Linked DNA regions of Homo sapiens: region 1 is linked to region 2. Evidence: chromatin loops called from intact Hi-C (ENCODE). Cell type or tissue: endothelial cell of umbilical vein. All regions are shown on one strand. Region 1 has its middle 63 kb from the start of LINC02998. Region 2 overlaps CDC20B (cell division cycle 20B).

What was found. Hi-C counts contacts between places; a loop is a spot of excess contacts. Peaks named below come from ENCODE experiments on the same cell type or tissue, not always from the same donor. Only the 100,000 strongest peaks of a DNase experiment are listed, where the experiment ranks them.
Region 1: a loop joins it to region 2, with 15 times the contacts of the local background. A loop is called at or near these places in 1 of 110 quality-filtered maps.

Annotation. Positions count from the first base shown.
Region 1 is chr5:54,805,372-54,809,371 of GRCh38, forward strand. No RefSeq gene overlaps it. Among named protein-coding and RNA genes, the nearest start is that of LINC02998, 63 kb to the left of the region's middle. In endothelial cell of umbilical vein, no CTCF peak of the experiment used is centred here; a DNase peak (open chromatin) is centred at 2,230; H3K27ac peaks cover 1,501 bases.
Region 2 is chr5:55,152,954-55,156,953 of GRCh38, forward strand. The region is part of intron 2 of CDC20B (cell division cycle 20B); the gene reads right to left. Among named protein-coding and RNA genes, the nearest start is that of GPX8, 5.2 kb to the right of the region's middle. In endothelial cell of umbilical vein, no CTCF peak of the experiment used is centred here; a DNase peak (open chromatin) is centred at 2,168; H3K27ac peaks cover 2,714 bases.

The DNA of each region.
Region 1 (4,000 bases), 350 kb before region 2:
TGAAATATCATCTCTACTAAAAATAAAAAAAAATTTAAAAAACTCTTTTAAAAAACCATTTTGCCATCCTCTATCTCTCTCTCCTCCACTATGATTCCTGCCTTCGAATGTAGTTGTATTGCTTGGAGCTTTAGCAAACATCTTACAATTGCAAGGAATTAAATAAAAGAATGAAATGTTAACAGCTTAAGGAAGGTAGAGCAGCAGGAACAGAAGAGCTCAGTCCTTGGTGCCATTCTTGAACTACTGAACCGGTCTTAGAATGCCCACCCCCAGCATGTTCATTACTTGAGATAATTCAACACATCTATTACCTACATCAATGATTGGCAAACTATGGTATGTGGGCCAAGTCCAATAACTAAGAATTACTTTTTTTTAAAAAAAGGTTGTTAAAAAGAAACAAAGCAAGAAGAATGTATGACAGAATATATATATGTCCTACAAAGCCTAAAATATTTACTATGTGACTCTTTACAGAAAAAGCTTGCCAGTCTCCAACCTGAACCACTAATAGAGGATGTCTTGCAGGTTTGCAGCCCAAAGCATTCCTAATACAAGTACTAATATCTTCATTTTAAAATTACAGAAACTGAAGCTTCACTTGGCCAATAGTAGGCTCAATTAGACAATGCAAATACAAATTTGTCATTATTACATTATTTATTTATTTTCTTTGTGAGACAGAATCTCGTATATCACAGCTCACTTCAGCCCAAACTTCCCAGGCTCAGGCGATCCACCCACCTCAGCCTCCAGAGCAGCTGGGGACTATAGGCACATGCCGCCATGCCTGGTTAATTTTTTTGTTTGTTTGTTTGCTTGCTTATTTTGTAGAGATAGAGTTTCACTATGTTGTCCAGGCTGGTCTCAAACTCCTGGGCTCAAGCGATCTGCCCGCCTTGGCCTCCCAAAGTGCTGAGATTACAGGCATGAGCCACTGGGCCTGGACCATTATTTTAATTCATTGTAAAGTTAAGCCAAATTGAGGCATCGTAAAAACATTCAACAAACTTTTCTGTCCCGTAGGGCTTCAAATAATATTTCTATTCTAGGCTTGATTTTTTTTTTTTAATTATACTTTAAGTTTTAGGGTACATGTGCACATTGTGCAGGTTAGTTACATATGTATACATGTGCCATGCTGGTGCGCTGCACCCACTAACTCATCATCTAGCATTAGGTATATCTCCCAATGCTATCCCTCCCCCCTCCCCCCTCCCCACCACAGTCCCCAGAGTGTGATATTCCCCTTCCTGTGTCCATGTGATCTCATTGTTCAATTCCCACCTATGAGTGAGAATATGCGGTGTTTGGTTTTTTGTTCTTGCGATAGTTTACTGAGAATGATGATTTCCAATTTCATCCATGTCCCTACAAACGACATGAACTCATCATTTTTTATGGCTGCACAGTATTCCATGGTGTATATGTGCCACATTTTCTTCATCCAGTCTATCATTGTTGGACATTTGGGTTGGTTCCAAGTCTTTGCTATTGTGAATAATGCCGCAATAAACATACGTGTGCATGTGTCTTTATAGCAGCATGATTTATAGTCATTTGGGTATATACCCAGTAATGGGATGGCTGGGTCAAATGGTATTTCTAGTTCTAGATCCCTGAGGAATCGCCACACTGACTTCCACAATGGTTGAACTAGTTTACAGTCCCACCAACAGTGTAAAAGTGTTCCTATTTCTCCACATCCTCTCCAGCACCTGTTGTTTCCTGACTTTTTAATGATTGCCATTCTAACTGGTGTGAGATGATATCTCATAGTGGTTTTGATTTGCATTTCTCTGATGGCCAGTGATGATGAGCATTTTGTCATGTGTTTTTTGGCTGCATAAATGTCTTCTTTTGAGAAGTGTCTGTTCATATCCTTCGCCCACTTTTTGATGGGGTTGTTTGTTTTTTTCTTGTAAATTTGTTTGAGTTCATTGTAGATTCTGGATATTAGCCCTTTGTCAGATGAGTAGGTTGCGAAAATTTTCTCCCATGTTGTAGGTTGCCTGTTCACTCTGATGATAGTTTCTTCTAGGCTTGATTTTATAAATCAAAATAGACAAAGCCTCCTGATGAAACACAATGTATTCAGTAGATAATTTCAAAAGGGGCCAGACTGTCCCAACACTACCTAGAGCACTGAGGCATTTCCTGCACTAGGAAATCAAACCTAGAGACTCCAATGAGGAAAAGACATTACAGAAAAACATTACGTAAACATACTCATTGATGTGATAAATTACCTCTTCTACATGCTGAAATAGTTCTTGTACTTCCTGCTGACTCACTCAGAGGGAATTCTCAGTGTAAAATATTCAAAGCTTTCCTCCTTTAACTCTATGCCCCAGGTTAATACTAGCATTCTCAGTGGGGCTAACATGTTCTGTACTACCTTAGTAAAGGGTTTAAATATTGACCAACTGATGTATACTGAGAAAGTCAGGTCCAGAAGATGACACACAGAGCCCATTGCAGAAAGCCCATGAGTGTTGTACAAGTCACAATCAACCACCCCGCAACATCTAACCATGGAGCTAGGATTGAACATTGAATCACTAGCAGGGCCTGACTTTTCTCAGTTGATCCAACCAGCATTTATTTGCTTTATATCCCAATGCCTATCCCAGTGCCTGACACATGGTAGGTGGTCAGTAAGAAATGCGAGCCCTCAATCTACACCCGGTACTGGTTGTGCTTCAGTGTTGGGTTGGTTTGTCGGCAGAGTTTGACCAGGTTCATCCATGTCTCCCAAGCAGCACATTTGTCCACTGGCTCGGCCACTGGAGAAGACATTTGTTCACACTGCAGGGCCCTGAAAAGACAGACTGGGGGGCTGCTGGAGCTTTGCAGAAGGGGTGTCACTGTGACAGTGGGAACTTTATGCTCCTTTGTGGCCTATGACTTGGGGTTGTGTGTTCCGGATTGGTCTGGGGCTTGATAAGGGGTTTTGCCTTTTCTACCTTCTGGCTCAACAACCAGACACACATGGCCACTGCAGCCACTTTCAGCACGAAGACCACGGCAGCCAAGGGTATGATGACCATCAGAGGGTAACTGCTCTCTCTGGGCTGTGTGGGTGCCCAAAAGCTGACTATTAGTGGTGGCTGGTGGCCAAATGACCTTGATGGCAGAAACTCTGCCATCCACACTGGGCTCTTCACCACTGTGCTGTCCCCAGGGATCTGCTTTCTGCCATCTGGTCTGGGTCAGTTTCCCTAAAGTTTCTGTCTGTGCCACAAGTCTTGAGGAAATCATAGGCTTTTCCTGAGAGAGAACTGGGGTTACAAGGTTGTCTCCAGTGACAAATAAAGGAACACCTGGTGTAAATGTTTGGAAAAGTGAGGGGTCAGGCGGCACTATGGTGAAGGGGAGATAACATATCACTGGCTGTACATGATCTGGCCTGAGCAAGAAAGTGAAGAAGTCATTCAGCATCCCCACGCCTGTGGGTGGAATACCAGCCACCCTTGGTCAATGCCCCTCTGAGTGAATACAGTAGCCTCTTCTATCACTGTGCTGTAGAACCCCTCTTCATCCCAGCCTTCTATGTACAGGGGGCTCTGTCACTTCAAATTTGGGATCACTGTCAGTCATATTAGCAAGCTCGATAGTATCGGGCGAAATTCATCCCAAATATTTCACATAGGTTCTTTTCTATTTTCCCTAAGTGTCGGCCAGTCTGAGAAATAAAGGGACACAGTACAAAAGAGAGAAATTTTAAAGCTGGGTATCCAGAGGAGACATCACATGTCAGCAGGTTCCATGATGCCCCCGAGCCATAAAACCAGCAAGTTTTTATTAGTGATTTTCAAAAGGGGAGGGAGTGTACAAATAGGGTGTGGGTCACAGAGATCACACGCTTCACAAGGTAATAAGATATCACAAGGTAAATGGAGGCAGGGCAAGATCACAGGACCACAGGACCAGGGCAATATTAAAATTGCTAATGAAGTTTCGGCCACGCATTGTCATTGATAACATCTTATCAGGA
Region 2 (4,000 bases):
TCAGGGCAGGCACGGTGGCTCACGCTTATAATCCCAGCACTTGGGGAGGCCAAGGCAGGTGGATGGCTTGAGCTCAGGAGTTCAAGACCAGCCTCGACAATGTGGCGAAACCCCATCTGAACAAAAAATACAAAAATTAGCTGGGCACGGTGGTGTGTGCCTATAGTCCCAGCTGCTCAGGAGACTGAGGTGGGAGGATGGCTTGAGCCCAGAAGGCAGAGGTTGCAGTGAGCCAAGATCGTGCTACTGCTCTCCAACCTGGGCGATATAGCCAGACCTTGTCTCATAAAAAAAAAAAAAAAAAAAAAAAGAACAATTTTCAAATTGTACAGAGTAAAATAAACATTTCTGCAGAAATTAGAGAATGAGATAAATGAAACAACAAAAGTGTATCTGGGCTTTTAAAACAAGTTCAAGTCTGTAGGGCCAAATAAATAAAACCCAGAGTAATGACAGCACTTTCAGAACCAATACTTGTTAGTGATCTATGAGCAAAACATGACAAATAAGAAAAATACATGCCCCCTGATAGATATATGTATTATTTTTCATGGTTCTCCAATAGGAGAAGCAAGTAACTAGTAATAAATTTGCTGCCAGTGTCCTAGATGGCACAAGTCAGCAGATCCACGTTAGCCTGAATAAATCCCCCCGGGGTGGACTGAAGGTTTAGTCTCTGGCCTTCTGCTATTCAACTTGTTATCAGCAGCTTGAATGGAGATTTATTTATCAAAATTGTTGATTACTCTAAGCTGAAAATATAGTTAAAATACTAAAGGACAGAATAGAATTCAGAATAAAGTCTGGGACAAGGGCCAAAGCAGCAAAATTTAATTCAATAAAGTTGCATGAACAATATTCTTATTTAGATTTTTTTTCTTCATTGCACAGGCATAAGATGGAAGAGAATCAACATGCAGTGAAAAAGATTGGCAGTGTTAGGCAGACCCCACTACAATATGAGCAAACAGTATGGTGAAATTATTGTAAAAAATCAGTACGATTTTAGGTCCCATTAACAGAAAAATAGTGTCCAGAACAGGAGCAATCTAAACTCTGTGTCTCTGCACCGCTCAGAACACATCTGGAGAACCACGTCCAGTCCCAGAACTGTTCTTCAAGAAGGGAGATGGACAAGTCAGGATTCGAACCCTGAGTTCATTTGGAGGAAAGAGACCACAGTGACAGGGGTCAAGGTAAACACCGTAATGGGACAACACCCCAGCACATCCAAGGGTGGAAACCTGGGGTGCTTAGTCTAGGAGAAAGAAGATTCAAAAGGGTCTGGCGCAGTGGCTTACACCTGTACTCTAAGCATTTTGGGGGGCCAGTGCAGAGGGGGAATCACTTGAGGCCAGGAGTTCCAGACCAGGCTGGGCAAGTGAGACCCCATCTCTAAAATAAAAATCAAAAAACTAGCTGGGCATGGTGGCACGCACCTGTGGCCCAGCTACTTGGGAGGCTAAGGTGGGAGGATTGCTTGATCCTGGGAGGTCGACGCTGCAGTGAGCCATGATCATGCCACTGCACTGCAGCCTGGGTGACAGAGTGAGACCGTGTCTCCCAAGAAAAAAGAAAAAAGAGGAAAACCCAAAAGGAACTGTCTTCAAATATTTAAAGGGATGCAATTTATGAATAAAAGAAAAACTTACTTTATATTGCTCCCTGTGATACAACCAGGACCCATGAAGGGGTAGATTCAATTCAGAGAACTTTGAAAGAGAGCACAGTTTGAATATAAAGTAAAATTCTCTCAGTCCCTGCACTAGGGACATATGGTTCATAGTGGTATAGATGAACACTAATAATTATGTATTTAATGTCATTTTATAATTTTTCAGGTTTGATGTAAAGTTTTCCTTAGAAAAATTAATTTTAGAAAAATAAATTGTATTTAAATACTCATTTGTTAGTATGAGTATTAAAATGTTAAGCAAATAAACGATATACAGATATGGCAAAATCACAGAGGTGGTACTCCTTCAATGACTGCAGTGAAGGAAACACTGCTGCAGATTGTGCTATTTCATCTTCAGTATTTTTAAACTTCTGTTCCAGGATCTATCTCCTGCCAAGGAAATGCCTGTCGCATAGTTTTGAATGACTCAAGTATTTATTAATAGAAAGGAAGAGGAAGATAAGAAAAGTAAGACAAAGAAGGGAAAAGGGATGAATGACTCGGTACTCCAAGCACATCAGTTCAGCTTGTTTACCTGTAGAGTTCACATCATAGTGACATTAAACCAGGAGGAATTCAGAGCACCAGTGCCAAAAATAATTAGAAAAGGACCCAGAGGGGTTAAAAATAAGGTCAGGAAGTAGCAGAATGAAACAACTGAGAAAATAGAAACAAATATGTCTACTGACAAATAATTTGACACACAAATATCCAGTGGGTTGGAAAAACCTAGACATCCCAGAAAAGACCTGCTGGCGATGCTAGTCTTGCTAGAACCTCAAGAGAAAGATAAAAGTAGCAAAGACAGCCCAGGTAGCTCTGAAGCATACCCCAACCCCGTTCCTTAACCTCTGAGTGTGTGCCGCTCCCACCCACCACCAGCCCAATGCAGCAGCATTCTGTCCACAAGATGTTTCAAATGTAGGGTCTCAATACTATTTCAAATTAGTCATGAAGACCAAAATGTTCATCGTCTCATGTTTGAACTTTCAACGCCCTCCCATCCTAGTAGGCAATATGACCCACACACTGTCAAGGTCATTTTCAGGTAAACATCATCCTTTATCTCTATCGCCAGCAGCTGCCCGCAGGGTCTACAGAGCATCTTTAGCACCCACCCCCTTCCTTCCATCATGCTGGCCAAGGCTACCTTCACTAAGACTCTTCGCCTATCATCTGGACCTGCTGCTCTGCAGACCTCCCGTGGCCCCTTCCAGATAACTTCAGTACACACAGAAAAGCCTTTTGGTGGTGTTCTCCATGCCTTCCCCTTTCTGGGCGCTTATACAGTGATTTCTTATAAAACAAAATGCCTCCTCACGAATGAAACCCCTTGTATTAGTCTGTTCTCATGCTGCTAATAAAGACATACCTGAGGCTGGGTAATTTATAAAGGAAAGAGATTTAATGGACTCACAGTTCCACATGGCTAGGGAGTCCTCACAATCATGGCAGAAGGTGAATGAGGAGCAAAGGCATGTCTTACATGGCAGCAGGCAAAAGCTTGTGCTGAAGAACTCCCATTTATAAAACCATCAGATCTCGTGAGACTTATTCACTACCACAAGAACAGTATAGGGGTAACTACCCCCATGATTTAGTTATCTCCATCTGGCCCCACCCTTCATATGTGGGGATTATTACAATTCAAGGTGAGATTTGGGTGGGGACACAGCCAAACCATATGACCCCTCCACCAGAGTACTACAGCCATCTCACCTACAATGTTTTCTTCTAAATAAATTTATTCACCTATTACACAGAAACAGTTTCATGAAGTTGAAATAATTTTGGTTATGAAGTCGAAAGTTCAAAACTCTATTCTTCATTGTTCCATTCACTAATTCTGTGATCTTGGCTGAGTTAACTGCTCCCTATTTCAAAGAATTACTGTGAAGAAGGTAATGTGTCTACTAAAGAAGATTGTGTGCAGTATAAAGCTCTCTAAAAACATAAGTCACTGGCCAGGCATGGTGGCTCATGCCTGTAATCCCAGCACTTTGTGAGGCCGAGGCGGGCAGCTCACGAGATCAGGAGTTCATGACCAGCCTGACTAATATGGTGAAACCCCATCACTACTAAAAATACAAAAATTAGCCGGGCATTTTGGCGCGTGCCTGTAGTCCCAGCTACTCGGGAGGCTGAGGCCGGAGAATCACTCAAACCCAAGAGATGGAGGTTGCAGTGAGCCGAGGTTGCACCACTGCACTCCAGTCTAGCCGACAGAGTGAGATTCTGTCTCAAAAAATAATAATAATAAATAAAAAAATAAGTCATTTATTTAGCACTCAGTTATTTACTGCCTTGTAATCCTTCCGTTTC